Regions from separate parts of the Homo sapiens genome. Here regions 1, 3 and 4 are each linked to region 2. The links are chromatin contacts, found by Hi-C in ENCODE. All regions are on one chromosome and are shown on one strand. Each heading gives the region's core, a stretch centred on a gene start or an enhancer-like site at or near the end of the contact. The rest is flanking DNA. Distances are from core to core; before and after follow the strand shown. Region 1 overlaps IL16 (interleukin 16). Region 2 holds the start of PDE8A (phosphodiesterase 8A). Region 3 holds the start of POLG-DT (POLG divergent transcript). Region 4 overlaps IL16 (interleukin 16).

Region 1 (6,160 bases), core at 944-3,443, 3.7 Mb after region 2:
TTTGGGGGCCTGGCCACATGCCCACAACTGGAGAGCACGCAAAGAACCAGACACACCCCACACCTTTGAAAATCCTGTTAATGGTGAGAGGCTTGTCTCCGTGTAGGGAGCCCTTCCCTCCTTCCAGGCTGAAGCCCAGCCCTGCCGACATCTTCTCCAGTGTCACCGTGCAGACTGTGGCCTCTGCTGCTGAGAAAAACACAAGGTCTCTGTTAGGGATCCTCTCCTCTCCCAGGCCACAGATGCCCTGGGCTTCAAGTGAGCCCGGGGTGATACAGCCCCCGTGTTTGCACACAGGCACATGTAAACACGTCTCAGGCAGTGTACTAGGCAGCCACACATTCTTGGGGTCACAAATTACTGAGTAGCCCCATCAGGTCTGGCCCCAAATGGCCAAAGAGGATGTGGCCCATGTGGCTTCCACTGAGTTGGGAGAACTTACTAGATTCTACAGAAACATCACTGGCTGCAGAGGCTGAGGCTGCAGAGTCAGTGGAGGAGTTGAGGTCGGGCATGGCCTCTGGAGTCAGCTTCCTTGTGACAATCACAGCTTGCCTGGGCTCTCGAGCTTGGCGGAGGATGGCCAAGGCATCATGGTGCGTGGTCCCCTTGAGAGACTTGCCGTTGATGGAAAGAACCTCATTGCCCTTCTGAATAGTCCCTTCCTGGGAGGCCAGCCCATTTGGAAACACTCTGTGAACCTGAGCAAACCAAAGGAAGTCAGGACCAGAAATCACACAAGTCCAGTCCACATACTTGCTGGAGGAGGATTGAACCGGTTAGTCAATGCTAGAGGATTTTTAGGCCAACAAAGATTAAAGATAATTGTGTCCTAGATTGGAGCTGCTGGCACAGAGGCCAGCATTCCCTCCTTCTCCATCCAGAGCAGAGATCACCAGCAGTAATGACCAGGTAAGCCCTCAGAATCCATCCCAACACAACGTCCTATAGTGTACCACCACGATTCTAGTTGGGATTCCATATAAAATCTTTTGCTTCACCTGCCCTAGGTCAGAAGTCCCCAGAGTAGTTTTCTCAAGGCACTGATTCTATGGCATATTAACGGGTATTGTGTAAGAAAAAGGCTTTTCCTATTATTTTTTAAAAAATAGAGACAGGGTCTCCCAGTGTTGCCCAGGATGGTCTCAAACTCCTGGGCTCAAGCAATCCTCTCACCTTGGCCCCGCACAGTGTTGGAATTACAGGTATGAGCCACCACACCCGGCCAAGAAAAATTTTTTAAAATCAAAGAAACTTGAGGAATACTGGGTGAAACAAAAGCTCTGACATTGTCTACTTTTAAAAAGCAAAAGGCATTAGAGGGTCTACAATGCAAATTTGCATGGCAGCAGATTTCTAAGCAAAAGGCATTTAGAGGGTCTACAATGCAAATCTGCATGGCAGATTTCTAAGTATTGGCAGGGTATTATGGGGATTCCCAAAGTGTTTCAACAAAGAATTCTTTTCTCATAGAGAAATTCTCGGTCTCATTTGGCAGAATGCATTTTGAGAAACACTCTCCTAGGCAGTCTAGACATTTTTATAGCTCCTCCCCTAGAAATTCTGACTCTTTACCTCCAGTCACCTCTTGGTCCCCTTTCTGCAAGATATGTGGGATAAACAAACACACAAAAATATCTCATGTCTCTGCCTCAGCCTCTTTAATGAGGTCCATTATAATTAAGAGGACTGAGTGATAGCATGCATGGAAACCACTAAAATGTGGTACCTGTAGTTTTGCTTTTATGATAGGAGCAAAGCTCTTTGCTTCTCTAAATTGTTTTGGTGTTAGAAAAATTCTGTTACATGGTTAGAATCCCCAGGCTGTAACATCCAAGCATGAAGCAGAACCTCTCCTCTGAGCCTCAGGTTCCTCAATGCTAGAGGATTTTTAGGCCAACGAAGATTAAAGTTAATTAAAGGAGGAACCTCAGGTTCCTCCTCTATAAAAGAAGCATAAATGCCACCAATTTATCAATCCAAAGTGTGGGTAGGATGAATTTAGACAACAGGTCAGTGAGTGCTCAGCATGGCCGTGGATGGTGCTCTACGTTAGTTCCCTTTTAATCATCTGGAAAGGAAGAGAAATGCTCAAACACAGAAGGAGAAAGAAGCTTTTGTGCATGTGCTCAGCCAACATGTGCGCCTTCCTCCTAGTTTCCTGTTGTCTGCAGTGTCTCAAGGGTGACTGGCCAGATGACGTGGACAGAAGTTGCTACTCATGGACAGAGAAAAATACCCAAAGTGCCATTCCCACAGGCAAGCTCTCTTTCCTCCTCTTCAAGTAGAAAGTAAACTACACGGTCAGGAATCTTTTTGTAATACTCAGCTGCACTCAGTGAGAGAAATAGAGACTTACAGGTTTTAAGTGTTTTTTATGTGATAGAAAACTTATCAGGAAATCAAGGAAGTCACCACTGACATGATTGACTCTGAAGTGACACGCAGGAACATGCCAGATTGCCACTGCAAGGGGGTGTGGTATGTTGAATGCTGGCTGATGCTGTGAACTGGAGGATTTGTTTTCAGTTGGGCATGGAAATTCAAATGAGCCCAGCACAGCCTACACAAAGGATACCCTGAGACAACACAGCCCTGGGATGACAGCAATGCACTCGGCTTTAGAGAGCGAGCAGCCGCAGCATGGCTCCACAAAACTGGCAGAACCAGAAACCATCTGGGTCAGGTACAGGTGACCTGAAGGCAGCAGCCAATGCTGATCAGATTGGATGAGCCAGAATAGTGGGACCCACAGGAAAAGATGCCCATGGCCAGGCCTGCTACCCTCTCCACGCAGCCCCAGGCTCTGGGATGTGCTGAGTGGACAGGACCTGCCCAGTGGCCTAGTGTCATGCATTCTTCATTTCCCCAGCACAGGGCCCCTTCCTGGCAAGTGTGTCCCCCTCCCCCAGAACCATTGCCTCTGGCTGTGACATGCCCCTTCACTTGGCCACTCACCGTAATCACCTTGTTTTCTAGATCTGCTCCTCCTGCCAAGCTGAACCCAAGACCAGCACCTTCCTCCTTGTGTAAGATGGTGACATGGATGCCGTCTAATTGCTGCAGAGGAAATACATACATTCAAAAACATTTTACTGCAAGAGGATGAACAATTTAACATCGGACTGACATCAGACTGATTTGTTATCTCAAACCCCAGCTTGGCCAGCCTCCAAGTTACATCACCTCCTCAAACCTCAGTTTCCTCATCTGTAAAGAATGGACCTTCAGGAGTCATGGGAAGCTTAGAAGAAAAAAAAAATGTATGTAAAGCAGCAAGCATAATTATTTTCCTCTCTCATTCACCCTGTCCACAGCCGGGCAGGGGGAGTGCCATGAAGTCAGCCAGAAATCAGCATATTGGACAGTGTGAGATGAAGTCAGGTTGTAGGACTTCAGGTAAAACAAAACAAAAAAAAAAAACAACAAAAAACAAAACAGGGGTCAGTGCTGTTCTGCAGGAATTGGTTGCTCCTTCTTCCCTTCTACTTCTCCATGGGTCACAGCAGCAGCACTAAGGAAGCCCAGCTAACATCCTGCCCCAATGCACAGTGTGCAAGTGTGACACACACACACACACACACACACACACATTACTACGGTACTTCCTAGCCTAGACGGGGACTCCCATGGAGCCAGGACACAGTCAGAGACTCCTATTCCAGTCTAGAGCAGGGGTCTCAAACTCAGATGCCTATAGGAGTCAGGCAGGTCCCTAAAATGAGCCAAATGGGCAGATGTGTGATAGGAACTGCAGAGCGCCAACGAGTACATCTGCTCAAAGGGTCAGCTCTACGTAGGCATACAGAACTAGCGCTACCAGATCACTTCCCTAAAGTCCAGGTTTCAATTCAGGTTTTATCATGTATAGAATTCAATATTTTTTTCATCACCATGCAGACCAAATAAAGTACACCTACAGGTTCTTGGGGCACCTGTTTGTACCTTGGCACTAAGGAGTAAACTTATGTCAAAGAATTCACTTGCTCAGCGTCACTAGAGCACCTGACTTGCAGCTGTCCCTATGATCCTAAGACTTGGAGCCCCTAAGACCCAAAGGCATGGAAGGATGAATGTACCTCACTGCACCCTCACCTCCAAGCCCCAACACTAGCCCAACTCTCTCAACTTTTACCCAAGTATCAGGTTACTTGCCTTGTAGAAGGCTCTTCTCATGTTAGAAAGCAAATACTCTCCCCAGAGCAGCTCAGGCAGGATGGCTCTTTGTGTTTTACACGCTCTGCCTCTGTTATTTCATTTGCACTGAGTAAGATCCTGGGGGATGATGGTCCCAGGTGACAAGTGAAAGCCACAGCGAAAGAATCTCAGCACAGCAGCACCTTGGGCTCATCAGACTCACCTACACTCTTGATGTGGAAATTGCAGCTATGAGGCCTCCTTGTATGGAAAACGAGAACCTCCTTATCCTCTCATCCTAGCCTGGATCATTCTAGTGCCAAAAGCCTACGGAGGCCTGGGGCAGCACCTAGAGGGTGCAGGACCCATGAGCCTGAGCTCATTTGACTGCTGGCCCCAGCTCAGCCTGGCCACTTCCTCCCCACACCCCTTTGGGTCATGCTCAGAAAACATATGGGAAGTGAGACTTTCAGAATGACTTGACTGAAGCGTGGGGGACTTGTGAGCCCTGGGATCAGCCACCTCTCCATGCACAGTGGAAATAATGAAAGCTCCAGGTGAGAGCTCTTGTAACCCACATTGTTTACAATGGACAGCATCCCACAACAGACACATGCCAGGACAGCAGCACATGGAATGTGGAAACAGCACTGAACTTGAACTTGGAGACAGAAAACCCAGGTTCTGTAACCTTGATTGAGCCTTACCTTTCTCATTTATAAAATGACAAAAGAAGATGCAAGAAGTCAATCTACTGAAAGTGGTTCACAAGCTAAAAGGCTCTCTTCAAATGGAAGGTCTTACTGTGGTCAAGTGCTACAGTGTCCCACCATCACAGGACGCAACCTGGGTCTGATGTGAGCAGGCTACTCAAGCTACTTCCCCTCTGGCCCAACTAAGGTGGCCACACAGCCATAATAAGCCATTGGTTACTGCAGATGCTTACAAAGGAAACCTACCTTTAATGTTGCTTCATCCAGAACCTTCACCTCCTCGATGAGTTTTTTTAATTCTTCTGAGCTCAGCAGGGAGATAACGGACTGACCAGACTGAAGGGAACTGTGGTCCCCATCATCGTCTTCCTTGGCTTCCGTGAGACCCTCTGTATATTCTCTCAGCTCTGAAAGGCTTTCATAAGGAGAAACAACACACAGTATGAACAACAATATTAAAAAGAGGTAACAGTGATTGTATAATTACTATGTCCCAGGTGTGGTGCCAAGCACTTATGTGCATATTATTTGATGCAACAAATCTATGAGTAGATACTAGCATACCTTCACTCTACAGATATTTCCCAGCAGTGTAAGAATAATAAATAAAACTAATAAATGCAGAGCTACTTTGATCAGAGGGAAGACCAAGCCCCAGCCCTACAGCAGGGACCCTATGGCACGTCTGACATCCTCTTGGTTCTGCATAGAAGGTCTCATCCATCTCCTAATTTCAACTGACAAGGAATCTGAGGGTGAGCATGGAAAGAACCTGCTCATAGTCAGAATCAGTGCCTAAGCTGAGACTAGGACCCAGACATCCTAACTCCCTGACGAGGGAGTTGAACCCACGTGCAGAGTACAAGTGGATTCCATTTGGAGAGTAAGAATTCCTGATGGATAATTTCCTGGCCTCATTCTGGTCTTTCTGAGTAACCGCAGGACATTTCAGATGTGCATCAACCTTCCAAATCTCCACAGGCGTATGTCAGCCCTCATGAGCAATTCACCAGGGAGCCAGTCCCACCTCCTACCTCCCAGCCCTCCTGAAGCCAGATGTTGTGAAAACTCCTCCTTAATGTGAAAGGCAGAGGTGTAATACCTACAGACAGACACACACACACTCAGACATCTGCACACACATGGAAAGAAAGAGGCAGAACAATTCTTTAATCAATATATCTGGGAATTTTTTAAATTATATATAGGATTATTTTTAAAAATAAAGATGAGAAAGAAAAAGATGAGAAAGGTAAAGAGAAACACCGGGTGTAGAAACTCACTTGAGCGAGAACCCTGTGTCCAAGGCA
Region 2 (6,107 bases), core at 3,608-6,107:
TTGAGCCCAGGAGGTCAAGGCTGAGTGAGCCATGGTTGTGCCACTGCACTCCAGCCTGGGTAACAAAGCAAGACGCTGTCTTAAAAAAAAAAAAAAAGTTTTGACTAATCCACTTTGTAAACTAGGAGCAGGCAATAAATTTTATTCCATTCCAAATGTTACTTAAGTAACATTTGGAAACCACTAAACTTTAGTTGACTAAGATGGCAAGAGTGGCCAGTTTTGTGCAGGAAGGTGGGCTAGCAGAAAAAAGCAAGGAGGAAGATGGAAGTGGGACGGGAGGTGATGCAAAGTAAGAGAAAAGAGGTTGAAGGAAGTGAATGACAGAAGCAAAGGGAAACAGAAATGGACCAACTAGAGAATGTCTGAGATTTTAAGTGAGTGCTGACAGCAGTAACACTCGATTAGAGGTTGGCTTGCAGCTGTACTATTATCTATCACCTTAGCTGCACTAATCCTTACATCTTTTATTTATTATTTATTTTTGAGATAGGGTTTCTGTCTGTTGCCCAGGCTGGAGTGCAGGGACGCACTCTCGGCTCACAGCAACCTTGAACTTCTTACCTCAGGTGATCCTCCCACCTCAGCCTCCCAAGTATCTGGGACTAAAGGTGTGCGGTGCCATGCCCAGCTAATTTTTTTTATTTTTTGGTAGAGACAGAGTCTTGAGATGTTGTCCAGGCTGGTCTCAAACTCCTGGGCTCTAGCAATCCTTCTGCCTTGGCCTCCCAAAGTGCTGGGACTATAGACATGAGCCACCGCGCCCAGCCTCTTTAATCTTTCTTTACAGGGAAATCTACTCTGCTCAACAGGGTAGAAATATATTATTCCCTGGGTACAGTGCTCTGAAGAGCAATAACCAGAGATTTCCACAAAACCAAATCCAAACTTTACAGCCTCTACTCTGGTTAAAACTGGCTTCTATTTCTACTTACCTGGCCTGGGTGGATTTTCAACTTGACAGCCTGGTTCACAAAATTCTCTAATTCAACATACGTTTACGGAAGGCCTACTGTGCATCAGGCCTGGGGGATACAGCAGTGAACAAAACAAACATGACTGCCATCTCACAGAGTTGATTAGTTGGGGTGTGGGGAGCATCAATCATTAGCAGTGCAGTGGGTGTTTGCAAAAAGGAAGATAGGGGGTGAGCATAGGGTCTCTAACACTACATGCAAATCTTTCAAGGGCAACTCAAGTCCTGGCTAGGGAAAGTGGAAATGGGGTAAATCCAAAGACTGGCAAGAAAATATTAAAATGTTACAGTTAAGGCTCACTCACACTGATTAAAAATAAACAAAACTCTAAGTGTTCAAACTGAACACAGCATTCATTATCTGTAACCACATAAACTTAAACTCCCGAAAGGAATAAACAGACAGAGGGTATTTTTAGTAATACTTAAATAAGTTCATACAGACAACCCAGCCTAATATATTGCAAGATCTAAAGTACCTTTGGAATCATTAAGAAGCAAATTACATTCGTTGAGTTTTACTGTTAATTATATTTCTTGTACTTTGAATATTGGTATCTCACATAAAGAATCAGGTCTTAACATGTGGCCTGCCTGACATACACCTCAAGAAAAGGGCTCCACAATCAACTAGTTTAGGAAATGATGCACACTCTAAAAACCACTTGGAGACTCACAGATTACTTTCAGAAATTAGGTTCTCTGACAAGCCCTACATAAAAGAACTCTGTTGAACTTAGTCTGAGCCAGTATAGGCCGCATATCTCTTATCCCAAATGCTTGAGACCAGAAGTGTTTTGGATTTTTTTTTTTTGGCTTTTGGAATATCTGCATTATATTTACCAGTTCAGCATCCCTAATCTGAAAATCCAAACTCTGAAATGCTCCATTGAGCACTTCCTTTGAGCATCATGTCAGCACTCAAAACAGACTTTGGAACATTTCTCATTTTCTGATTAGGGATATTCAACCTGTATTTCCCAAAAACTTACCAGACCACGGAACTCTTTTCTCATACAATACTAACAGTCCACATATTGTTCCATAGAACACATGCAGGATACACTTTAACGCAAAGTACATACTGCTTAACCTAAAAATGCAATTAGTTATCAATCTCCCACCCACACTGATAAACTGGTATTTACTAAATGCTGTAGGACTATAAAAGCATCCCCCAATGAATTTCTTGTTGAAATTCACTTAAAGATATGCTGACTTACAGTTTTAATAAGAAATTTTGTAATGAATTAAATTGCATCTTGAGATAATACAAAGAAACTAATTTTATGATTTAATTTTGCTAAATTGCTAGCAGTTTGCCTTCTCTAACATGAATTTCCAGAGCATAGTTAATATCTTAAAATTTAAAAAGATTCATTTTCAAAGAAAAAATATTAGACTAGAAAAAATGCTGACATTTACCTCTGCTCTACTATCTGACATGCCTAAATGCAAATAACTGTAAATGAGATATCAACATGTACAGTTCATGAATAACAAGTATGGGGCTATTATTTCTGTGGTTGTGGTGTTATAATTTATAATTTGACTCCTGCTCTGGAAATACTATTATTTTGAAGTCTACATAGGAGGCTTTATGAAATCAAATTCCAATGACTGAAAAAGTTTCATCAATCAGTTAACAATTTTTTAAGAAATCAGTAAACATTTATTTAGTACCTACTATGTGTATGCCACTGGGTTAGGCACTTTAAGGATGAAAGTATTTTCTGAGCCCCCAACACAAGACAATGGTCTGCCAATACAGAAGAATGGTTGAAGTAAGTACTTAAAAACTCAGGGACCTAACGGCACTGCGATAGCACAAGAGCAAGCTGCTGCTGCACTGGGGAGGCTTACAAGACACCTAGGTGAATTTTAGGACACCCAATCCACCACAAAAAAAGCCTGTAAGACACAAAGGCCCCTCACTATAAAAGGGCTACTTTGGTAATCTGAAATTATCACATTAGTCTGCAAAATGTTAGATTTGGACTGAAAACTTGAAAGCTGTTAAAGTTTCCATATGCACCTGTGTAACACTTTTTTAAAGCCAAGTAGGCTTAACACACAGCTTAACACTGATATTAAGAGCACCTTGAGTTAGTAAGCCTAAACCATCAGAGGTTTCTTTAAAGAATCTATAGGAGAAGGAATTCAATTTCTGATAATCAGAACAAAGTTGAATTTTCACTTAGGGTATGGGAATGGTGGGGAAATCAACTGTTATGCAACACTGAAAAAGACTTTCCCCTTTCGTACAGAAAAAGTATCATGACGACTGCTAGAAATGTAAGACAGAAAGTACATCAAACTATATCCCTCAAACTTCGGAGGTTCAGCAGTTCTCAGCAAGCAAGGAAAAATCAAACAAATTTTGCAAATTACTCTTTCAAAAACTGGTCGTGATGAGAGGGATGACAGCCAACAATCTGCAGCCATGCACGAATTTTGTTGTTGTTGTCTTTTACTGGTTTAACAAAACATAAACCAACGCATGAGTTCCAGCTTTAAATTCTGAAATGAGAGAACTGGAAAGCTGCTGCTGTGTGCCTTAATGATCACGTTTTTCTTTTTCCTTTTTAACTTTCCTTTAGAAAACCTCAACAAAGACTAAGCCCAGAAACTTTGACAAAACATAAGCCAAGGCAACATGCGCTGGAGAAGACACGCAATGTAAAAAAACAAAAAACCCCAGTCACAAAATGTCCCAGTAAGTCGGCTTAATAAAAGATTAACTTTGTTCTGCTGAATGCTTCAAAAATCGCGTTTCACAGTATTTTCTAATTACATATGCTTTAAATACAGTATGTATGCTAATAAACGTGGACCTCAAATACATGTGCAATGAAGCAAAGCTGATGTTCCAGATTACATTCTAGCAGTCCCGAAGAAAATGGTAACCTGCAACTGCATGTGCAAAGCTGACAGAGGGAAAAGAGTGGTGAGGCCAGTCGCCCTTCCCTTTCTACCACAGGAAAAGAACAAAGTTCACACTGATTTAACATTGCAGGGGCGCGCCAGAATATCCTGGGGGTTTCCCTCAAACACCCGCTCTTGGAGAGGAAATTGATGCAAGCGCCTCAGTCAACTTCACATCGGGCCCCGCCGCTCCGGGAGTCGGATGTGTCCAAAAAACCGACGCCGCGACACAGGCGGCGTCCTAATCGCAACCCTAGGAAATCAGGGTCGCGGGACCTGGGTCGGTCCTTCTCTGAACGCTGCCCCGGCAAGGCGGGAGACTGGCGTCAATCAGAACCATCCAAAGCGGGACAAGAGGGCACCGAGGCCGGGTGGGGGGGACCCCGCCCGGCCCCTGCGGGAAAGTTGCTTACTGGCCGGGCCCGAGTTTCGCGGCGGCCCCAGAGTGCCCGGCGCCCCTTACCTTCTTGCCGCTGCCGTCGCGAAGCTCCGACTCCAAGAGGCCGGCGCCGCGGGTCCGGGGCAAGGCGGCCGTCTTCTGGCCCTGCGGGAGGCGCGGCCCGCCGGACGACAGCGGCGGTGCCGCGGGGCTAGGCGCGTCCTCGGCCACCAGGCGCTCGGAAATGTGGATGCTCGGGGCACAGCCCATGCTGGCGGCGGCGCCGCGGACACGCTGGCGGGTAGCCGCGATCCGGTCAGCAAACGGCCCACCCGGCGCCTCCGGGCCGCCGCGGGCGCCGTGTCATCGCCGCCTGGGCGGGCGGCGGCGAGCGCGGATCTCGCGTCAGGAAACGCGGCCGCCCCTTTTATCGCGGTGCGGGCGCTGCGGCGGCGGCGGCTGCGGTGGGAAGGGGGCGCTTAGGCGGGTGGCGTGCCGAGGCCGCCCCTCCGAACATGCCCTTCCTGAGGCAGGAGCCGACGGCCGCCTCTCACATCGCCGGGCTCGCCTCGGCCGCGCTTCCGGGGAAATAGGGGGAGGAGATTTGCGCTCTCCTTACCCAGGAGCGGCTGAGTCCACGCCGCGCGAGCCACGCTGCCCTCGCCGAGCTGCGGCACGACCCCCGGGGGAGGCGAGCTCCCGGCCGCGCCCGGCCCCGCTCCCGCCGCCGCCGCCGCCGCCTCCCCGGCTCCAGACTCCGCCTAGATGTGGACACCCACGCCGCTCCGCCCGCTGGGCCGCCGCCTCGCGGAAAAGCCCCCCCAGGCCGAGTGCCGGTGGGGTACAAGGCTAGCCTTAGACGCTCCCGCTGGCCGGGGTTTAGGCGCGGGGTCCGAGGGAAACCCCTCGGAGCGGCCGGGCCACGTCCGCCAGGGTAGGGAGGGGAGCAGCTCGGCTCCAGCGGGGCCTGGGGCCGCACCGTCGAGAAGCGCAGAAACGGCTGCGCGCACCCAGGAGTTGCTGGCGGTACGGCTCCGGCTCCGGCTCCGTGATCCGGGCCGGGTTTTGCCGGCAGCGTGCCGCGCCGAGCCCCCAGCGGTGACCTCCAGCGGGTGCTGGCGTCAATGCAAAGCAGCTGGGGCGCCCGCCACCTCCTCCGGACGCCGCCCGCAACTGAGCATGCGCGGCGACGACAGGCGGGGCGCCCGACTGGGCTACCCAGAGAAGGAAAGAGACTTGCCCAGGGACACACAGCCACCTCCGTCCCGAGGCCACCAGAAGCCCGACCGCCAAATTCGAATTCCGGCTCCGTAACTTAGCGGCTACTTGACCTCGGTGGGGTCACCAAGTGTGAGCCCTGGAGCTGTTACCCAGAAAAGAGGCCGGTGGAAAGACCTCCTTTGGGGGTAGTGAAAGTCAAACTGGGGCGCCGCGCGCCGGGTCCCGGGTGGGTGGGGCCTGGGCGTCCGCGAGAAGCCGCAGCCCACGTGCGCTCCCTCGCAGGCCAAAACCTGGCGCGCCACGCCTCGGATTACACAGGCGCCGGGGCGGCCGCAAAGCTACAGCACCGGGCAGGCTGCAGGCGCCCGTCCTCCTCTCATTTTAACCAAAGTGCTAGTCGGGCGTCCGAGACCCCAAAGGCAGAGCCAGGGGAAGGGGCGTACGCATTGCAGGCCTGGGGCCCATGAGGACCCCGGACACGCACACAGCCACTAGCTTGCTGTGTGAACTGGGCCAGTCACTTAACTTCTTGGTGGCTGGGGCTCCTCCCCCACCAGCTGGAGGGCGGTGTCTCTGGGCGTCCATCACGTATCCTGTAGCGGGCTG
Region 3 (6,018 bases), core at 3,417-5,916, 4.4 Mb before region 2:
AAATGGGATGGGGACAAGAATGACAGACGTCTGTCTCTGTGTGCCAGACATACAGATGACAGGGCACAGTTTCTTCCCATCAGGAAGCTTCCCAATCCTGAAAAAATTATTTGCATTTCAATCAATTTCTTTTTGACCTGTTCGTAAACTGTGTGGAGTTGATGGAACCAATTATTCCCCCCGAAATATGAAGCATGTTTTGAAAACAGTCTATGGCTATCATCCTGAATTCCACACATAGGTCACAAGGTCACATTCTCATTTTTTTCTTTTTATAAGTTTTATTTATTTTTAATTTTTTTTAGAGATGAAGGTCTTGCTATATTGCCCAGGCTAGACTGGAACTGCTGGGCTCAAGTGATCCTCCCATCTCAGCCTCCTGAGTAGCTGGGAATACAGGTACATACTGCCACACCCAGCCAGTTTTAAAAAAAATTCTTTATCTTTTTTAGAAATGGGGGTCTTGCTGTGTTGGCCAGGTTGGTCTTGAACTCCTGCCTCAAGCTATTTTCCTGCCTTGGCCTCCCAAAGTGCTGGGATTGCAGGCATTAGCCACCATGCTTCACACTTCTTACTTCACACTTCTTACTGGAGTCTATCTTCTCTCATCTGTAAAATGAATAATAACAGCACCTACTTTATGGGGTCATTGAAATGATTAAATAAAATGGTGCTCTAAAGCGTTCAGCCTGGTTCATTTGCAAGTGGTAGCTGTTGATAAAGGAAGAGTGGTGATATTTTCTGTCTGTGGCAGAAATTGCTGGAGTTGGGCTTGGCAAACCTGAGAGAAGACCATGAAAGTCACCAGGAAGTAAGCACACGAGAGGGACTCTGGAGGAGCAGGCTGTCACCTGAGGGCCCCTTACTTAGTCAGCAGCAGTGATGTAGGAGGCCACATCAGTGTGCACGTGCAGCGCCTGGCACACAGTTGTGCAGTAGGGATCCTCTGCTAGCATCATAAAGCCAGTATTTGCCGTGTAGTGCAGTTGCTGAGATCCTGGTTTCCATGAATTCAAATCCCAGCTCTACCAATGACCAGCTATAGGGCTTTAGGCAAGCTGCTTCGCCTCTCTGTGCCTTAGTTTCCTCATGGGTGAAAGGGGATAACGGTACCTCTATCCAAGGGTCGATGTGAGGATTCACTTAAGTGACATATGTGAGCCCTTAGAACAGCACCTGGCAGCTAGCAAGTGCCGGTTATTACCAAGCTCCAGGCAGGTCCTGGAATTGAGCTCAAAATAAGACACAAGGTCAGTCCCTATGGGCATTTACAGCAGTGGAAGGGGGAGATTTTTAAAAAATCATCATTAGTTACAACTGAGGTACATGCTTTGAAAGTACAGGGTGTTCTGGCCCAGCGCAGTGACTCAAGCCTGTAATCCCAGAACTCTGGGAGGCCAAGGCGGGTGGATCACTTGAGGCCAGGAGTTCCAGACCAGCCTGGCCAACATGGTGAAACCAGTCTCTACTAAAAATACAAAAATTAGATCCACATGGTGGCACACACCTGTAATCCCAGCTACTCCGGAGGCTGAGGCACGAGAATCGCTTGAACCTGGGAGGTGGAGGCTGCAGTGAGCTGAGATCACGCCTCTGCACTCCAGCCTGGGCACAGAGCAAGACTCTGTCTCAGAAGAAGAAGAAGAAAAAAAGTACGGAGTGTTTTGATGAGGACAGGGGTCCTAATGAACTTTGCCTCTTGCTCTGTGGGGGGAGAGGTCCAGGGAATTGTGGGAAAATGTAACTGTTTCTCAGGAACCACTATCAAGGACAGACTTTTCTAGAAGGACGTGGGGGAGTTCCTAGAAAAGGAGGCAGGGGAAGTGGAGGAGCTGGGTTCAGAAAGGCCTGGAAACAGGGTGTAGCCTGGCAGGAAGGGTGCAGGCCTCCAGGTACCCTCCCTCAGCAGGAATCAGTATCAACCGTTTTTGTCCTTGTTGAAGATTCTAATTCCAGGACCAGGGCACTAGGCTAGTCTCAAGTAGTCTATGGGAGGAGCAGGCATCTTGATGGACATCTCCTGAGACTGAATCTCAGGAGAGGCCAATCAGGCCCAGCAACAGCAGCCCCTGTGGACAGTTGGGCCAGGGGTTCTTAGCTTTTTTGTGTCATAGACACCTTCTTAGAATAGTGTGTTTCTTTCTTTCTTTTTTTTCTTTTTTTTGTTGTTGTTGTTGTTTTGGTGGGGAGTGGGGAGATGGAGTCTCACTCTGCTGCCCAGACTGGAGTGCCATGGTGCAATCTCGGCTCACTGCAGACTCTGCCCCCCGGGTTCAAGAGGTTCTCCTCCCTCAACCTCCCAAGTAGCTGGGATTACAGGCGTGCACCACCATGCCGGGCTAAGTTTTGTATTTTTTTGGTAGAGATGGGGTTTCGCCATGTTGGCCAGACTGGTCTTCAACTCCTGAGCTCAGGCAATCCATCCACCTCAGCCTCCCAAAGTGCTGGGATTACAGGCGTGAGCCACTGAACCTGGCCTAGAGTAGTGTTTCTGTTTTTAATTTTTTTCTGTGAAATATGTTTTATTAATTTTTATTTCAATAGGGGTACAGGCAGTTTTTGGTTATATGGAAGAATAGTGTTTTTAAGCACATAAAACATGAAGGATTACAAAGGACACCAAAGGTATTCAAATATTAGGACAAATAGGTAAACTTATTAACTAACAGGATCTAGTGGCAGTCTAGTAACCCCTGTTATTTTGAAGTACAGATAAGTGCAAACAAATTTTGAAAAATGTGCAGCACTTGTAATGCGTTATGAAAATATCTGTGGTTGCTGGAGGGGACAAAGTCACAGGCACTGTTAATACCACTGTGGCTGACAGCCTATGCTCATAATTGGAGGAAATGCCAAGTATCAGTAGGCGGTTAGAAGAAACAAGATGAAAATGTTTTCCCCATTCAGGGACTCCCTGATTTAAGCTGAGAGCCTCTCCTTCCAGTATTTTGTAAAAGTCAACAGTTATGTGAAAAAAAAAAAAAAAACAGATGAATTTCTGATTGATTGTATTTTTTTGGCAAAACAAAAAAATCACAAACATTAAAACATTGTGTATATTAAGTACATCTAGAAAAGTGTATGCAAAATATTTCATATTTAAATAGAAGGGACCAGGGCTCAATGCTGCTTGGCCCGGGGCTTCTCTCTACCTCTCCACGTGGCGGGAGCAGGTGAGGGTCGGCATCAGCCCGCAGGGCCGGCGGAGGATTGTTTCCCTGCACCCCACTCCTTAAAAACGCGAAAGTCAACTTCTGTAGTCCGTTCACGGTGTCCTGGGATCCACGCTGGACGGTGGCGGCCGACTTTCAGCTTGACCTGAATTTTATTCCTAATCAGCTGTGTGATCTCGGTTGGTCCCAAACGTCTCTGAGCCTCCCTTTCATCTGTGCAGCTGGGCCTCCAGACCCCAACCCCCAGGCGGTGCTTAATCACGTAGACCTTATTCTGCGTGCACTTTACCACAGTTCACCAACCACCGAGCGCTGAGAGCTGTTGAAGCACCTGGAGCAACACAAGACGGATGCGGAGACTGGAAACAGCTGGGGAAGGGGACAAGCTCCAGCCGCGCTGTGGGCCGGAGGCTAGCATCTGCGGGCAAATTCAGGTTCAACGGAAGGCAACATTTTTACCCCTCAGAATTGCTCTGGACGAGGAGGCAGCACCGGATGGGCGAGGGAGGGAGCCTCGCTTTGGCTGCGAGCCCCAACTCTTGCCAACCATCAATTGAGTATAAATTGAGATTTCTGTACAGGATGCCCCTCCCTCTCCACTTTCCTCCACCTGCGTCGGGGTGCGAGAGACCTGGTACATTTTAGAAATGTGCCTCCGCTGAGACACGTAGGCGGGCAATCTCGCAGGGACTTGCTGGGCGTGGTTACTTCCGCGGATCTTGGCGTTCCCACATCTTTGAAGTGCGGTGGGAATCGGCGGCGACTACGTTCACATTGTCCCAATACTTCGTTCCTGAGGGAGGAATAAACTAAAAGTTAATCATAACCTCCCTTCGACCGCGGCAGGACTCGAACCTGCAATCTTCTGATCCGAAGTCAGACGCCTTATCCATTAGGCCACGCGGCCCGTCGGTTGTTACCGTCTCTTGAGCAACTTATAAAAACGTCACCTCCGCCCACCAGCTAGCTCGGGACCAATCCACCTGCTCCTTGAGAAGGGGAGGTTGGCCTTTGGTTCGCGCGTTCCGCAGGGAGAGCCCACCCAGAAGTCCCCCTTCTCCCCCCGCGGGCGGACCGCTCCATTGGCGGCCCTCCTATTGGTCGCGCTGGGAGTCTCCCGCTTGCCTCTCGGGTAGCCGCGGGACCTAGCTGGGTGCAGACGGGAAGTTGCGGCTGCCAGCGAAGCGGACCGGCCGGGTGGAGGCCACACGCTACCCCGAGGCTGCGTAGGCCGCGCGAAGGGGGACGCCGTGCCGTGGGCCTGGGGTCGGGGGAGCAGCAGACCGGGAAGCACCGTGAGGACCGAGGTTTCCGGCGGGGTCGGCGGCGGGGAGGCCGGGTCGCTGAGCGACGGCGCGGCCCCTCCCTCTCCAGTCAGGGAGCGAGGCCCGGAGCAGGGCGGCGGCTAGTCCCAGGGCGCACCGCGGCGCCTCTGCCGGGCGCAGGCGGGCGGCGGGGCGCACGGGGGTGGCCGCCGACTCCTCCTGCAGGACGCTCTCGGCCGGGTGGGCCGTGGTCCGGGTGTGGGTGTGGGTCCCGGGGGACGGCGGCCCACCCTGCGGGTTCGAATCCGGGCGCTGGCACCTCTCGACGCTAGGCCCGCGCCGGTCGCGGTAATGGCAGCCACCATTTGCCGAGCGCTTGCCAAGAGCAGGGCCGCACGACATAGGCGCCCTGTGTCCCCCAGACAGCAGCCCGGTGTGACAGGCAGAATCCGTAATCCCATTTTACAGAATAGGATATCAGGGCCTAAGGAGCTTTGCCCAAGGTCACACAGCTCGAGAGAGCCAGAAGCGGGGTTCAAAACCGCGTCGCCCTACTCCAGATACTGCTCTCTTACTCGCTGCCCTCGGCTTCCCCACGTGGGTTCACTGACGAAGTTGCGTGGACCCCGGTTCCCCCAGGAGGGGTATTGACGTTTCCCAAGTTTTGAGGCTTAACGGAAAATGCAACTGAAGCGCCTGGCACAGTGTTGGGGACGCAGTAAATGCTCAAGGAATGATGATTATGGATACACCTATTACATATATGGTAAAATAACGCTTTATATCATCTGTCTCCTTTAGGATTTGGGGTGGAAGGCAGGCATGGTCAAACCCATTTCACTGACAGGAGAGCAGAGACAGGACGTGTCTCTCTCCACGTCTTCCAGCCAGTAAAAGAAGCCAAGCTGGAGCCCAAAGCCAGGTGTTCTGACTCCCAGCGTGGGGGTCCCTGCACCAACCATGAGCCGCCTGCTCTGGAGGAAGGTGGCCGGCGCCACCGTCGGGCCAGGGCCGGTTCCAGCTCCGGGGCGCTGGGTCTCCAGCTCCGTCCCCGCGTCCGACCCCAGCGACGGGCAGCGGCGGCGGCAGCAGCAGCAGCAGCAGCAGCAGCAGCAGCAACAGCAGCCTCAGCAGCCGCAAGTGCTATCCTCGGAGGGCGGGCAGCTGCGGCACAACCCATTGGACATCCAGATGCTCTCGAGAGGGCTGCACGAGCAAATCTTCGGGCAAGGAGGGGAGATGCCTGGCGAGGCCGCGGTGCGCCGCAGCGTCGAGCACCTGCAGAAGCACGGGCTCTGGGGGCAGCCAGCCGTGCCCTTGCCCGACGTGGAGCTGCGCCTGCCGCCCCTCTACGGGGACAACCTGGACCAGCACTTCCGCCTCCTGGCCCAGAAGCAGAGCCTGCCCTACCTGGAGGCGGCCAACTTGCTGTTGCAGGCCCAGCTGCCCCCGAAGCCCCCGGCTTGGGCCTGGGCGGAGGGCTGGACCCGGTACGGCCCCGAGGGGGAGGCCGTACCCGTGGCCATCCCCGAGGAGCGGGCCCTGGTGTTCGACGTGGAGGTCTGCTTGGCAGAGGGAAC
Region 4 (5,691 bases), core at 2,893-5,392, 3.7 Mb after region 2:
AAAATTTGCATAAAAATTATGTGTGAATGCATGAATTAGCATAGTCTCTGATTTATTATAAGAATTATAAGAATTAAATAAATGTCAGAATTATATTCCCAAATGTTAGTTTTTCTAATATTCTATTATTATAAACTAGGGGCTGCAAACTCAAGTGCCTGCAGGGGCTATTGTGTGAATGGCAACTTGGTACAGGATAAAGGGAACGGTGGAGACCACCGGGAGCTGGAGAGAGCCTGGCACATTTGTAGCAATTTAAATTCAGATGCTTTTAAAATCTTGTGTCTTCCAAACAAAGCAAAAATATAAGCTAAATTTAGCTGGTGGGCTGCTAGTTTTCAGCCTTTGTCTACATACTATGCTGGTCTATGGTAAATGCTGTTACTATTCCTTGGATAGAGGATGAGTTAATGGATAAATCCTAAGCTTTCTAAGAAGGCAAAGATATTTTACATCAAAGTTCACCATTTGTCTTACCTTCCAGACTCCACTGATGCCTCTCCTTTCCAAACTTGGTGTTTTCCACAGCCTGGGCCACAGCTTCTTTGAGTTGCTGTTCAGAGACCTAGAAAATATCAGTCATCTCCTCAAACAAACAGTAGAAGCTCCTGCATCAGGCTCCCAGCCCCGTACCAGCTCCAAAGCTGGGCCACTGGATTCTAAATTATTTTATTTCAACCCACTCTGCAAATAGCTGATGAATTCCATTTCCAGAAATACCCCGGGAATCAATGGTTCCTCAGTATCTTCTAGATAAAGTCCAAAGTCTATCAATGCAGGGGTTCCCAAGGAGGCCCCCTCAACTCTCCAACCTTCTCCCCACTACTTGCTGGAAAATTCTAGGCAAAGTTACCACTTCATAGGTTATCTCTATGAGCTAGTCCGTTCTTGGCAATGCTGTCATGACATCATCATTATCAACAATATCGTAATAATCACAATCACTATTATACTGTCTGAGCTGTGACTCACAGTTTATTATCACTTTGGAGTAATAGTTAAGAGTATGAGTCCTAGAGTCAAAAAGGCTTGTGTTCTAGTCCCGGTTCCTCTACTGTCTAGGTGTGAACACCTAGACAAGTTACTTAACCTCCTGAGCCTCCATTTCTTCCTTCTGTAAAATAATAACAATAATAAAACCCACTTCAAAATGAGGACAGGTTTTTTAAAAATAAATTATTTGACATCAAAAGTACAGGAAACAAAAAAATAGATAAATTGGACTATGTGAAAATCAAAAACTTCTGTGCATCAAAAGGACATCATCAACAGATTGAAAAGGCAACTCATAGAATTGGAGAAAATATTCGCAAATCATATTTCAGATAAATAGTTGAGTTGCAGATTATATAAAGAACTCCTACAACTCAGCAACAACAACAACAACAAAACAACCTGATTAAAAACTGGGCACAGAACCTGAATAGACATTTCTTCAAAGAAGATATACAAACAGCCAAAAAGCAAATGAAAAAATGCTCAACATCACTAATGATTAGGTAAATGCAAATCACAACCACACTGAGTTACCACCTCACACACATTAGGACATTAGGATGGCTACTATAAACAAAAAGAAAAGAGGCTGGGCATGGTAGCTCATGCTTCTAATCCCAGCACTCTGGGAGGCTGAGGCAGGCAGATCACTTGAGGTCAGGAGTTCGAGACCAGGCTGACCAACATGGTGAAAGCCCATCGCTACTAAAAATACAAAAATTAGCCTGTGCAGTGGTACACACCTATAATCCCTGCTACTAGGGAGGCTGAGGTGGGAGAATCACTTGAACCCAGTGCAGTGAGCCAAGATCGTGCCACTGCGCTCGAGCCTGGGTGACAGAGTGAGACTCAGTCTCAAAAAAAGAAAAGAAAATAACAAAGTATTGGCAAGGATATGGAGAAATCGGGACCCTTGGGCTCTGTTGATAAGAATGTAAAATGGTGTAGCCACTGTGGAAAATAGTTTGAAGGCTCCTCAAAAACTTAAAAATAGAATTACCATATGACCCAGCAATTCCACTTCTGGGTATATACCCTAAAAGAAGGGAAGTCAGTATCTCAGAGGAATCTGTACTCCACGTTCATTGTAGCATTATTCACAATAGTCAAAAGGTGGAAACAACCCAAGTACCCAAAAACAGATGATAAACAGCATGTGATACACACACACGCACACACACACACACACACATACACATACTAGAAGATTATTCGACCTTAAAAAGGAAGGAAATTCTGGCCCGTGCTACAACATAAATGAACCTTGAGGACATTACGCGAAGTCAAATAAGGCAGACACAAAAGGACCCATTTTATATGATTCCACTTCGATGAACGTAGAGTAGTCAAAATCACAGAGACAGAAAGTAAAATGGTGGTTCCCAGGATTTGCTGGTAGGAGAACATAGGGACTTGTTTAACTGGTAGAGTTTAAATTCTGAAAGATGGAAAGAGTTCTGGAGACGGATGGTGGCAATGGTTGCACAACAATGAGAATGTCCTTAATGCCACTGAACTGTACACTTAAAAAATGGTTAAGATGGTAAATTTTATGTTATGTGTATTTTACCACAATAAACAACAATAAATAAATCATTTAAAGTCTGCGGCACAATGCCTGGCAGATGGTAAACTCTTACTAGAGGAGAGTTACCATCCACAACAGTCCTGTAAGGTAAAGACCACTCCCCTATGTCAGAGTTGAGGAACCAGAGGCTCTTGGAGGTTAGATGAGTTGCCCAAATTAACCATAAGCAAGCAGCAGACTGGACACATGCCAGGCATTCTGCTGCTGGGCCTGGCTCTCTTCTCTCTGCCCTATGCCTGTGCCCCTGGATCTCCACGGCCTAGGGTGTCTTCGTCTTTCTGCTGCTCTAAACCTTACCTGTCCTTTCTGGCCTGGCTCCCTTATCTGAGCAGCTGGAACTCCAGCTCCCTCACTCTCAAGGCCCTCACCTCTGTGGCCTCTCTGTGTGTGTCCCATGTCTCTGGGAGAATGCACATTCCTTAAGCCCAGGGCTACAGCATTTGCCCACAACCTGACGCCCTACTCCACTGATTTTCTGCCGTAGTCCTAAAAGCAGCAGGAGGAAATGACAAATTAATTGGGACCTCTTTCTTTTCTTGTATTGTCCAGAGATTTAGGCCAATTATTTGTTTGCCTTAATTAAGAAGTTTGCTTGTCTCTGATTGTGTTTAGCTCCAGTGTGCAATCCACAGAATGGGGCTGGGTTTGAATTCCACCACACCATTATATATTGATTTCCCTCATTACTCCACTCTGTCCAAGTGTCACTGGGAGTTTGGGAGTCAGTGAGTTCAAAGCACAGGCTTTGCTGGATTTAAATCTTAGCTTCTTTACTTAGTAGCTTCACCATTGGGAAACTTATTTGTCCTTTCTAAGCCTCAGTTTCCTCATCTGTGAGTTGGGGGGGAAATATCACACTGATTTCAGGAGGCTGCACAACAACTAAATGCAGTTGTGTGGGTCACATCTTTGAAAAACATGCCTGGTGCATATTAAGATTAAATAATTCTTTGTGGTGATTATTCCAGGTTCCCCAGAGCTCTCACCAACAGCAGGGATTCAACCCCCAAGTCTAGCTCCAGCCTGGGTTCCTGTTATAGTTGCTATCAGCCCTAAGTCTAACTTGCCTACTGGGCATCTTTACCTGGACACCCCGTGGTACCTCCACCTCACTATGTCCCACAGTAAGATCATGCTCTTCTCTCCCTCCCAAGCCTGCTACCTTTTCCTCTTCTCTCTTCTGGTGGAAGACCATTGCTCAGTCTTCCAATCTAAAAATATTCGAGATATCTTCGGTTCCTCCCTCTCTTACCCCAGAGCCACTTGCCCAGCAGCTCTTGTTGAGTCTTCCCAAGCATTGCCTCATGTTGCCTGATATGGTTTGTCTGTGTCCCTACCCAAATCTTATCTTGAGTTTTAGCTCCCATAATTCCCACATGTTGTGGGAGGGACCTGGTGGGAGATAATTGAGTCATAGGGGCAGTTTCCCCCATTCTGTTCTCATGATAGTGAATAAGTCTCACAAGATCTGACGATTTTATAAGGGGTTTCCCCTTTCACTTGGCTCTTATTCTCTCTTGTCTGCCATCATGTAAGACATGCCTTTCACCTTCTGCTGTGATTGTGAGGCCTCCCCAGCCACATGGAACTGTAAGTCTATTAAATCTCTTTTTCTTTATAAACTACCCAGTCTCAGGTATGTGTCTATCAACAGCGGGAGAACAGACTAATACATTGCCCCTTCTCTTTTCTCTTCTCATGGCTGCTGTGTAGTTCAGGCTCTCACCATCAGCTTCCTTCCTCTTACAAACCCCACACTCCACCCACTCTATCCTGTCTTCTACAGTGCAATCAAAGGTTTAAAAATTAAAATATGAACATGCTCCTTCTACAGCTACAGACCTCCCATAGCTCCTCACTATGTAGAATAAAATGCAAACTCTTTAGTATCCTGTTGAAAGCCCTCTGCAGTGTAACCCCAATGCCCTGCCAACATCTGTTCTCAGTCACTCTTACCTAGTACCCTACATTCCAGCCCCACAGAACCCACTCCTCTCCTTCCATGTCAGGTCCCTTTTTGACTCTGTGACATTGAATTTTGTGTTCCCACCTCCTGGAATGATCTTCCTTATATTCTCTGCCTGGAGAAAACTAACCTCTGGTATTTTTTTACTTTATCAACCATTCCCTGCTATATTCCTGTATTCTCATAGGACTTACCATCTCTGTTTTGCAATTATTTGTATGTCAGGCTCTTTATTGATACTGTGAGCTTCTGCAGGGCAGGACTGTGTGCTATGAACTTGCCTCTGTATCTTCAGTACCTACCTCCAGACATTCCCACAGTGGGTACCTACTAGACGCATAAATGAATAAATTTCTTGGTCTACTAGCTGGGACCCTGGGTCTCTACTTTCCTGCCCCAGAGCTTATAACTCAGCTGTAAGAGCTTCCCTAAGTTAATGTCAATTGCCTCTGATATCTAGGAGTTTGTTAGTGGACCTCTGCTGCAGACAATTCTTACTACAGAAACTTGGAAGGGATTCTTGGGAATTCAGGTACAAACCCAGCCAGCAACATCTCTGTTTTCATCTATTTCTTGTTCCAATTTTGGTACTGAACGAGTGAGCCTGAGAAGAAGAGGATAACCCAGTGGGTGTTACCTGTGGGTCTGGATGTCGGCTAACAATGATGGGGACTGGACCGGGATCACAGTGACTCAGGATCGTGTAGACTTCATTGAGCGTCAGGCAGTGCACAGGGGAATCACTGATTTCCACAATCTCGTCCCCACACCTGTGCAAGCATCAATAAGAAGCCATCAGTAAGTGAATCAATGAGACATTTGAACAGTCACTGCCCCAGGGGCCCACTCCTGGCTGGGCTGTTTGATGAGATATAAAAATCACATGAATAAGTAGACCCCACTAGCCACCAGACCAAAACTCAGAACAGGGCAGACCAAAGTAGCATATCCCATACCCCCTTACCGTACAACCACAAAGCAGCAGACATTTCCTATTTACAGTGGGTCAACATTAACAAAAGTTCATCTGTAACTTTCCTCCTTCTTTTCACATTTAACTATGCCCATTAAAGACTGAGGGTGTGGGTTAGCCAATTCAACTAAATAACAATTAACCAGGATTTAATCCACCACATCCTCT

What was found. Hi-C counts contacts between places; a loop is a spot of excess contacts on that map. Pooled maps may share reads with other maps.
Region 1: a loop to region 2 is called in a map with no recorded cell type, with 5 times the contacts of the local background. The contact joins the enhancer-like site here to the promoter of PDE8A in region 2. A Hi-C loop is called at or near these places in 1 of 168 maps with a recorded cell type or tissue (CD4-positive, alpha-beta memory T cell), 1 of 37 single-sample maps with no recorded cell type and 5 of 50 pooled maps.
Region 3: a map of B cell shows a loop between it and region 2 (13-fold over the local background). The contact joins the promoter of POLG-DT here to the promoter of PDE8A in region 2. A Hi-C loop is called at or near these places in 3 of 168 maps with a recorded cell type or tissue (B cell, CD8-positive, alpha-beta T cell and naive thymus-derived CD4-positive, alpha-beta T cell) and 9 of 50 pooled maps.
Region 4: a loop to region 2 is called in a map with no recorded cell type, with 6 times the contacts of the local background. The contact joins the enhancer-like site here to the promoter of PDE8A in region 2. A Hi-C loop is called at or near these places in 1 of 168 maps with a recorded cell type or tissue (CD4-positive, alpha-beta memory T cell), 1 of 37 single-sample maps with no recorded cell type and 5 of 50 pooled maps.

Annotation. Positions count from the first base shown.
Region 1 is chr15:81,300,449-81,306,608 of GRCh38, reverse strand. It overlaps IL16 (interleukin 16), which reads right to left. Exons shown (of 19, transcript NM_172217.5): 14 at 6,134-6,160; 15 at 5,097-5,265; 16 at 2,959-3,060; 17 at 443-701; 18 at 64-189. Among named protein-coding and RNA genes, the nearest start is that of STARD5, 21 kb to the left of the region's middle. RefSeq lists enhancers at 2,258-2,788, 2,173-3,372, 4,714-4,803. Within about 2 kb of position 2,193, at least 12 of the 41 ENCODE cell types and tissues checked have a DNase peak (open chromatin) inside an H3K27ac peak, as active enhancers do.
Region 2 is chr15:84,980,606-84,986,712 of GRCh38, reverse strand. PDE8A (phosphodiesterase 8A) reads right to left here and starts at 4,857. Exons shown (of 22, transcript NM_002605.3): 1 at 4,365-4,857. The coding sequence starts at 4,550. RefSeq lists an enhancer at 4,676-5,208 and silencers at 4,936-5,425, 5,746-5,795.
Region 3 is chr15:89,333,135-89,339,152 of GRCh38, reverse strand. It overlaps POLG-DT (POLG divergent transcript), which reads right to left and starts at 4,666. Exons shown (of 2, transcript NR_186332.1): 1 at 4,299-4,666; 2 at 2,992-3,966. POLG (DNA polymerase gamma, catalytic subunit) reads left to right here and starts at 4,329. Exons shown (of 23, transcript NM_002693.3): 1 at 4,329-4,480; 2 at 5,240-6,018. The coding sequence starts at 5,399. POLGARF (POLG alternative reading frame) reads left to right here and starts at 5,344. Exons shown (of 2, transcript NM_001430120.1): 1 at 5,344-6,018. The coding sequence starts at 5,344. It overlaps TRR-TCG1-1 (tRNA-Arg (anticodon TCG) 1-1), which reads right to left and starts at 4,080; the gene lies at 4,008-4,080. RefSeq lists silencers at 2,144-2,313, 4,271-4,870 and enhancers at 3,121-3,170, 3,511-3,580, 3,591-3,690, 4,560-5,061.
Region 4 is chr15:81,285,327-81,291,017 of GRCh38, reverse strand. IL16 (interleukin 16) reads right to left here. Exons shown (of 19, transcript NM_172217.5): 10 at 5,188-5,320; 11 at 478-565. Among named protein-coding and RNA genes, the nearest start is that of STARD5, 36 kb to the left of the region's middle. RefSeq lists an enhancer at 4,161-4,240. Within about 2 kb of position 4,142, at least 6 of the 41 ENCODE cell types and tissues checked have a DNase peak (open chromatin) inside an H3K27ac peak, as active enhancers do.